Regions from separate parts of the Homo sapiens genome. Here all the other regions are linked to region 1. Evidence: chromatin loops called from intact Hi-C (ENCODE). Cell type or tissue: HCT116. All regions are shown on one strand. Region 1 overlaps LOC105372437 (a long non-coding RNA gene). Region 2 overlaps SHANK1 (SH3 and multiple ankyrin repeat domains 1). Region 3 overlaps C19orf81 (chromosome 19 open reading frame 81).

What was found. A loop is a pair of places that touch in the nucleus more often than their neighbours do. Peaks named below come from ENCODE experiments on the same cell type or tissue, not always from the same donor. Only the 100,000 strongest peaks of a DNase experiment are listed, where the experiment ranks them.
Region 2: it touches region 1 in a loop (4-fold over the local background); 5 of 110 quality-filtered maps call a loop at or near these places.
Region 3: a loop joins it to region 1, with 6 times the contacts of the local background. A loop is called at or near these places in 5 of 110 quality-filtered maps.

Annotation. Positions count from the first base shown.
Region 1 is chr19:50,367,237-50,369,736 of GRCh38, forward strand. All of the region lies in intron 3 of LOC105372437 (a long non-coding RNA gene), which reads left to right. It also overlaps a transcript of NAPSA not described here. Among named protein-coding and RNA genes, the nearest start is that of NAPSA, 2.8 kb to the left of the region's middle. RefSeq lists an enhancer at 1,547-1,606. In HCT116, a CTCF peak has its summit at 1,512 (motif pointing right); DNase peaks (open chromatin) are centred at 1,505 and 2,125; H3K4me3 peaks cover 1,150 bases; H3K27ac peaks cover 987 bases.
Region 2 is chr19:50,704,404-50,706,903 of GRCh38, forward strand. It overlaps SHANK1 (SH3 and multiple ankyrin repeat domains 1), which reads right to left. Exons shown (of 24, transcript NM_016148.5): 9 at 34-111. Among named protein-coding and RNA genes, the nearest start is that of SHANK1, 14 kb to the right of the region's middle. In HCT116, a CTCF peak has its summit at 1,205 (motif pointing right); a DNase peak (open chromatin) is centred at 1,208.
Region 3 is chr19:50,657,165-50,659,664 of GRCh38, forward strand. It overlaps C19orf81 (chromosome 19 open reading frame 81), which reads left to right. Exons shown (of 5, transcript NM_001195076.2): 4 at 825-964; 5 at 1,783-2,142. The coding sequence ends at 1,978. It overlaps SHANK1 (SH3 and multiple ankyrin repeat domains 1), which reads right to left. Exons shown (of 24, transcript NM_016148.5): 24 at 2,091-2,500. It also overlaps a transcript of SYT3 not described here. Among named protein-coding and RNA genes, the nearest start is that of C19orf81, 9.0 kb to the left of the region's middle. RefSeq lists an enhancer at 707-776 and a silencer at 997-1,086. In HCT116, no CTCF peak of the experiment used is centred here; DNase peaks (open chromatin) are centred at 1,117 and 1,967; H3K4me3 peaks cover 2,277 bases; H3K27ac peaks cover 1,575 bases.

The DNA of each region.
Region 1 (2,500 bases):
CTGGGATTAGACATGAGCCACCATGCCTGGCCATGTTAGGTATTTATTGTAGTCTTTGCAGACAAGGCTTGTTTGTACCTGTCCTTTTTGGGGAGGCTTTCCAGGTATTCAAAAGTACTTGGGTGTTGTGATCTAAGCCATGTCTGCATTAGGGGGCTCCCCAAGCCCATTAATGCTGTGGTTCTTGCAAACTCATAGAGGTACTATCTTAGTGGTCTTAGATAAGATCCAGAAGATTTATCTGGATTACCAGGCAGAGACTCTTGCTCTCTTCCCTTGCTTTCTCTCAAACAGAGTCAGTCTCTCTCTCTCCCTCTCTCTCTCTCTCTCTCTCTCTCTCTCTCTGTCTCTGTCTCTCTCTCTCTGCTGAGCTACCTGGAGCTGGGAGTGGGGTGACACAAACACCCCATGCCTACTATCACTGGGATTGCGCTGGGTCCTGCCCATGGCCTCCTGTAACCACGACCTACCTGCCTACTGCTTATGTTTGCTCAAGGCCCTTGGGCTCTAAAACTAGCAGGTTCCAAAGGCAGCCATGCTTGCATCCTTCCCTTCAGGGCATCAAGTTACCTCAGGTCCCAGGTGGGTCCAGAGATACAGTCAGTGAGCCAGGGACTGGAGTCAAAACCCTTAGAAATCGGCTGGATGCGGTAACTCATGCCTGTAATCCCAGCACTTTAGGAGGCTGAGGCAGGCGGATCACTTGAGGTCAGGAGTTCGAGGCCAGTCTGGCCAACATGGTGAAACCCTGTCTCTACTAAAAATACAAAAATTAGCCAGGCGTGGTGGTCAGCGCCTGTAATCCCAGCTACTCGGAAGGCCGAGGCAGGAGAATCACTTGAACCTGGGAGGCGGAAGTTGCAGTGAGCCAAGATCGCGCTGCTACACTCCAGTCTGGGCGACAGAGCAAGACTCCCTCTCAAAAAAAAAAAAAAAAAAAAAAGAAACAAAAGAAAGGCTAGGTGCGGTGGGGGTGCGTTTGGGAGGCTGGGGGTGTCATCCCAGCCCTTTGGAAGGCTGAGGCAGGAGGATCGCTTGCGCCTGGGAGTTGGAGACCAGCCTGGGCAACAAAGGGAGACCCTGTCTGTACAAAAAAAATGTAAAAATTATCTGGGCGTAATGGCACACTCCTGTAGTCCCAGCTACTGGGGAAGGTGAGGCTGGAGGATAACTTGAGCCTAGGAGGCTGAAGCTGCAGTGAGCCGTCATCACGCCACTGCACTCCATCCCAGGTGACAGAGTGAGACACTGTCTCAACAGAAATAAATAAATACATAAATAATGGTAAAGATCCACTTTGTGCACTCCTTGCTCTGGGGGATTTTCCTGAAGCAGCCGAACGTGTCCCTGATAACTGTCACCACCCCCCTTTGTTTTCTCAGTCAGAGCACTCGATCTGGGCCCCTTCAACTCGCCCCGCACGCTTTCCGTCTGCAGCACCCCATCCAACTGCACCCAAGCGCCCTTAAGTAGTTTGAGAGGCCGTGCCTGCAAATTCCCAATTGGCCACAAGGTGGAGGTGTGGGCCTGTTTTCCCAGCCAAGATTCCCCAGCCGCCACCCGTTTCTAGAGCTGGACCCCTGGAACACCAGGCTCTCTCCAGCTTTCCTGCTTCCGCCCTAGCAGTTCCCACCGCCTGGAATGCCGACTTGCTCGCTCTCTGCACCCCACGGGAAAAGGAGCAGAACAGGCTTCCTCCCTGACTCCCCTGCCCAAGCGTACTGGGAGATCTCCTGCCGAACACGGCCCGGCCAATGGGACCTGGATCTCCCCATGTCTTGTCTCTCAGGGGGTTGTGACCGAGTGGGCCTCCACCATCAGAGGAGCACAGTTTCCAGAATCGCCCAACACAATCTTTCCCGAATCCCCTCAGGAAGTGATTAGGTAAAGGATTGCCAGATTTTTAAACCCGTCATTTTATTTACTAACCTTGTAAGAAAGGAATTATCGCCCACATTTTACCGGGTTGGGGAGGGGCTGCTGCGGTGCAGCAAGATTAAGAGGAGGCAGCCCAGGTGCACTTGGAGGGGAATTGAACCTGGTTCTTGAAGCTGCAGACACCAAGTAATCAGCCCAGATGCCTCGCATCGTCTTTGCCAGGATTACTTTTGCCCCTGTTCCATTGGTGGGAATCTGTCACGTGGTTGCTCCTGGCTGCAAGGACGACCCGGAAATGTAGTCCAGTTGTGTGTCCAAGAGTGGGGGACCCTTTGGGTGACTCTCAGGCACTGTGGGCCACATCAGACCCCACAAGGCCTCAAGTTCGGACCTGCGTTCCCTCTATGATCTTATATCGCACCTTCCCGAGGTCTCGCATTAGTGTTTTTTTTTTTTTTTTTTTTTTTTTTTTGAGGCAGAATCTCGCTCTGTTCAGGCTGGAGTGCAGTGGCTGTGATCTCGGCTCACTGCAACCTCCGAACCCCCAGGTTCAAGCGATTCTCCTGCCAATTTTTGTAATTTTAGTAGGGACGGAGTTTTGCCATGTTGGCCATGCTGGTCT
Region 2 (2,500 bases), 340 kb after region 1:
GGAAACTCCAGCACATCCCCTGCAGCCCCAGACCTGGAAGGGGGTCTGTCCGTTGTTGTTCTTCACATCCTTGTCGGCACCTCGATACAGGAGGATCCTGGCACAGGTCTCCTGCGGGTAATGGCCAGTGGCACAGGACAAAGAGAGAGAGAAAAAATTAAGATCACCATGAGTGGATGCAGGTTCTGTGCTAAGAGCCTCAGGAATAAATACTCCACCCTAAACCCGCACCACTGAGGACAGCAGCCACCTGCCAGGTACGGACCAGGAGCACTTTAGTTTAAACGTGGCCGGCCCAAACGGAGATGCACCATGCATGCGAACTACACACTGGATTTCAAGGATATGCCATATGAAAACAAGAAAGAATTTAAATGTCTATAGCCAGGCGTGGTGGCTCAAGCCTGTAATCCTAAGACTGTGGGAGGCCAAGGCAGGAGTTCCAGACCAGCCTGGGTGACATAGTGAGACGCCCCCCGTCTCTACAAAAAAATAAACAGAAATTAGCCAGGCAGGTGGTGGGTGCCTGGAGTCCCGAATACTTGGGAGGCTGAGGTGGGAGGATCGCTTGAGCTCAGGAGTTGGAGGCTGCAGTGAGCTGAGATCAAGCCTGAGTGACAGAGCAGGGACCTGTCTCCCCCCCAGAAAAAAAAAATGTCAGGTGTGGTGACACACACCTGTAATCCCAGCACTTTGGAAGGCTGAGGTGAGTGGATCACTTGAGGCCAGGTATTTGAGCCCAGCCTGGCCAACATGGTGAAACCCCGTCTCTATCAGAAAATACAAAAATTAGCCAGGCGTGGTGGTGGGCGTGTGTAATCCCAGCTACTCAGGAGGCTGAGGTGGGAGAATCACTTGAACCCAGGAGGTGGAGGTTGCAGTGAGCCGAGATCCTGCCACTGCACTCCAGCCTGGGTGACAGAGTGAGACTCTGTCTCAAAAAAAAATAATAATTTCTGTATTGATTCTATGTTGAAATGATAATGTTTTAGATACACTGTTATAAGTAAAATATGTTGTTAAAATAAATGTCACCTAATTATTTTCCCCTTCTCTTTAACATGGCCACTAGGATATTTGAGGGCATTTAGGGTATGTGCTCATGCTATGTTCCACTGGATGTTGGGGCCGGATAATCCTTTGGTGATTCATTGGTTTGTGGAGGGTGTTCTGAGCCCTGTGGGATGTTGAGTAGCATCCCCGGTCTCTACCACTAGATGCCAGTAGCACTCCCCTCCCCAGTCATGACAACCAAAAATGTCTCTAGACATTGCCAAGTGTCCCCTGGGAGACAGAAGCTCCCAGGTTGAGAACCACAGGTCTAGACCTTACGGAGGCTTACCATGTTACGTGCCAGGCGCTTGGCACTTTAGAGGCAGAAGCTCATTGAATTGCCCAACAATTCCAGGACATGGAAATTGTCTCTATTTTACAGAGGAGGAAACTAAGGCTTTCAAAAGAGCCCAAGGTGGGCCAGGGGTGGTGGCTCACTCCTGTAATCCCAGCACTTTGGGAAGCCGAGGAGGGAGGATCGCTTGAGCCCAGGAGTTTGAGACCAGCCTGGGCAACATGGCGAAACCCCGTCTGTACAGAAAATTTTAAAAAATTAGCCTGGCTTGGTGGCACACGCCTGTAGTCCCAACTACTTGTGGGGCTGAGGTGAGAGGATCACTTGAGCCCAAGAGGTCGAGGCTGCAAAGATCCTTGTTCATGCCACTGCACTCCAGTCTGGGTGACAAAGTGAGACCCTGTCTCAAAAAAAAGGGGGGGTTGGGGGGGCTCAAGGTCACACAGCTGGTGATTATCAGCCTTGGATTCGAACCCAGATCTCTCTGACTCCAAAGTCTTCTATCTTAATCACACTTTCTGCCAGGCCCAGAAGGAAGGGGACACACATTGTGGAGGAAAGGGTGGGGGCAGGACTGGGCCAGTGGGGACAGGGATGCCTTCTACATTCAGATCAATTTCTCACCGGTGTCAATCACATGGCACCCATCATCACTTTTTGGGCTAAGCACAAAGTCCATGCCACGGCCTAGGAGGGTTAGGGTTAGCTGAGCTAACCTGAGCTGCCTGCCCTGCCACTCCCCACCCTGACCCTCACCAACTTCATCTTCTACCACCTGCCCTTGCTCCCAGGCTGCAGCCACACTGGCCACCTCCTTCCTCTGACAGCACACTAATGCCCCAGGACCTTTGCACGGCTGCTCCCTCTGCTTGGAATCCTTTCCCGCTAGATCTCAGCATAGCTTGCTTCCTCACTTCGTTCAGGCTTTTGCACAAATGCCGCCTCTTCAGAGAGGTCTTCTCTGGCCATCCTGTCTAAAAAAAAAACCCTTGTCCTCTTCCTTGCTTTATTTTTATTTATTTATTTATTTTTAAAATTTTTTTGAGATGGAGTTTCGCTCTTGTCACCCAGGCTGGAGTGCAGTGACACGATCTCGGCTCACTGCAACCTCTGCCTCCCAGGTTCAAGCGATTCTCCTGCCTCAGCCTCCCA
Region 3 (2,500 bases), 290 kb after region 1:
TACTGTGTGCCAGGCACAGGCCTCCAAGGTACCCTCTCAGCTAATCCGTGTAACTCTCCACCCTGCATACAGGGATTGCTGTCCTCGTTTTAGGGATCAGTCTCCACCCCATCACTCCACTTCTTTGTGGCTTTGAGCAAGGGACTCTCCAGCCTCCCCTCTCACCCCAGTCAAGGAATGACTTTCTGGAAGTGACATCATTTTTCAGTGAAATCGTGAAAATTTTCATTTCATTTTAGTTCCTCAGCAATTTTATGTGCTATGACAACTGTTATCACCCTTGACATGCTAATCACGTGATGCAACTGTGTTTAGTGATCAGTCCACGTTTCTGAATGTTAAATAGATTGACAAGACATCAAAACCCCTATGACCCTTATCTTTTGACTACTGAACATTCTTAAAATGCTAATACGAATATAAAAGGAAAGGTGTGTAACTTAAATCCTGGCAGAAATTTTCAAGAACTTTCAGGCGCATCCATTGCAAATTGCTGGGAAAGTTTTTGGTAGATTCGTAAAGTTGGCTAAGTTGGTGAATCATTCAGCCAACTGTTCATTGACTTTGGGGCAAATTGGCTTGGTGAGAATTGATTTTTTTGGAGAATGACCTAGAGTGATAGTAGATGCTTTCCCATCTGAGAGATAATCTGTCGTCTCCTTTGACCATAGCGACAGTACCCTGGGATTAAGAGCGATCCTTGCCCCTCAAATGCCACCTGGAACTCTGTGGCAGGTTCTGCAGGTGGGGTCTAGGGTGGTGACTTCTGAACCCAAAATGAACCAGGAGGCCACGGGCTGAGGTTCTCTCTCCGACACCCGCAGCCCGAGGAGGATTTTACCCACCTGGAGGTGCTGCAAGCCCTGGAGGCCCAGTTACCAGGGGCCATGGAGAGCGGGCGCGTGAGCAGCATCCGCTTTGAGAACATGAACGTCATCTGTGGGACTGCTGGGCGCCGGAACCGGTGAGTAAGCGGCGGGGGCGGGGCCTGGAGCGAGCGGGAGGGGCGGGGCCCGGGGCGACCGGGTAAGAGCGTGGTTGGTTTTAGAGCGCTGAGGGACGTGGCCAAGAGTGAAAGCATGAATGGGCGGGGCCCGGGGCGACTAGATAAGAGCGTGGTTGGTGTAAGGGTGCTGAGGGGCGGGCCCCGGAGCCACTAGATAAGAGCGTGGTTGGTGTAAGGGTGTTGTGAGGCGGGGCGACAGTGGAGTGACAGCTTGGGGGGGCGGGGCCAGGAGGGACTAGATAAGAGCGAGATTGGTGCAGAGCCACTGAGGGGCGGGGCCAAGAGTGAGCGCGGTTGGAGGTAAGGTCCGGTGAGATCAGAGAGAAGGAGGGATCTCGAGTGAGTAGGGGCCCGAGTTTGAGTGACCCAGTAGTGACCGGGATAGAGGTCTGAGCCTGGAAAGGCAGCTGTGAGGGGGTGGAAGAGACTGAGCACATAGTAGGTGTGGGGCCAGGGGTGATAGGGTGGGGACAGGCCTGGAGTGCCTAGGGTAGAGCGCAGCCTGCAGTCGCCAGTGGAGGGTCGGGCCTTTGGGCGGTTTGAGATGGAGCCTCGACAGACAGTGATTAGGACGCAGAACCAGGCTAAGAGAGCGTAAGGAGCCTAGAGCGACCCAGGCGAGAGGGCAGGGCTGGAGGGGAGTTTAGGGACGGAGCGATGGTCCGCTGGACCAGGGCCTGTAAACGACTCCAGGGACCAGGCAGGGACTCTTCGACGATCAAAGCCAGGGCTGAAACGACCTGCGAGTTCCTTTTCCGTCCCCACCCCCCTTACAGGTGGCTCATCGCGGTCACGGACTTCCAGACGCGCTCGCGCTTGCTGCGCTCCGGGCTCAGTCCCCGCGGGCTTGCGCACCAGATCGTGCGCCACGACGACCTCCTGCTGGGCGACTACCGCCTGCACCTGCGCCGCTCCCTGGTCCGGCGGCGCATGCTCGAGGCCCTGGGGGCGGAGCCGAACGAGGAGGCCTGACGCCCGGGCGGGCCCCGGCAGCGCTTGCGCACCGCCCCGCGGGCTGGGGCCACCCACCCGGAGCCCCGGAGGACAGGGGGCGTTGCCTTCCCAGGAAGGAGGCGGGGCCGGCTCGAGGGGGTGGATACTGTGAGTTTAATTATAAAGAATGACCTGGTACAAAAGCCATTTCTCTCTGCAAAATCTTGGTGGGGAGTCAGGGGAAGGGAGGTGATGGGGGGTAGGAATGAACCCCCATGTTATAATCCCGCGTCCCTAATCTTCCTCCAGTCCCTGTACGTGGACGCCTGGGTCCCAATCCCTTGAGGGATGAACTGAAGCCCGCGAAAGGGAAGACCTGGGCACCGGGGCTTTCAGCGCGTGCCGAGCCCTGTCTCAGCGAGAATCAGACGTCCTCATCCGCCCCCCTCCTCTTCCCCTCCCACCCCCCCTTGGAAGACAATTCTCGGGCTTTTATTTCAGGTTTTTTTTCTGGATTTTTTTGTGTGTTCTAGGGGTTTTGTGTTTTTTTTTTCTGTTTTT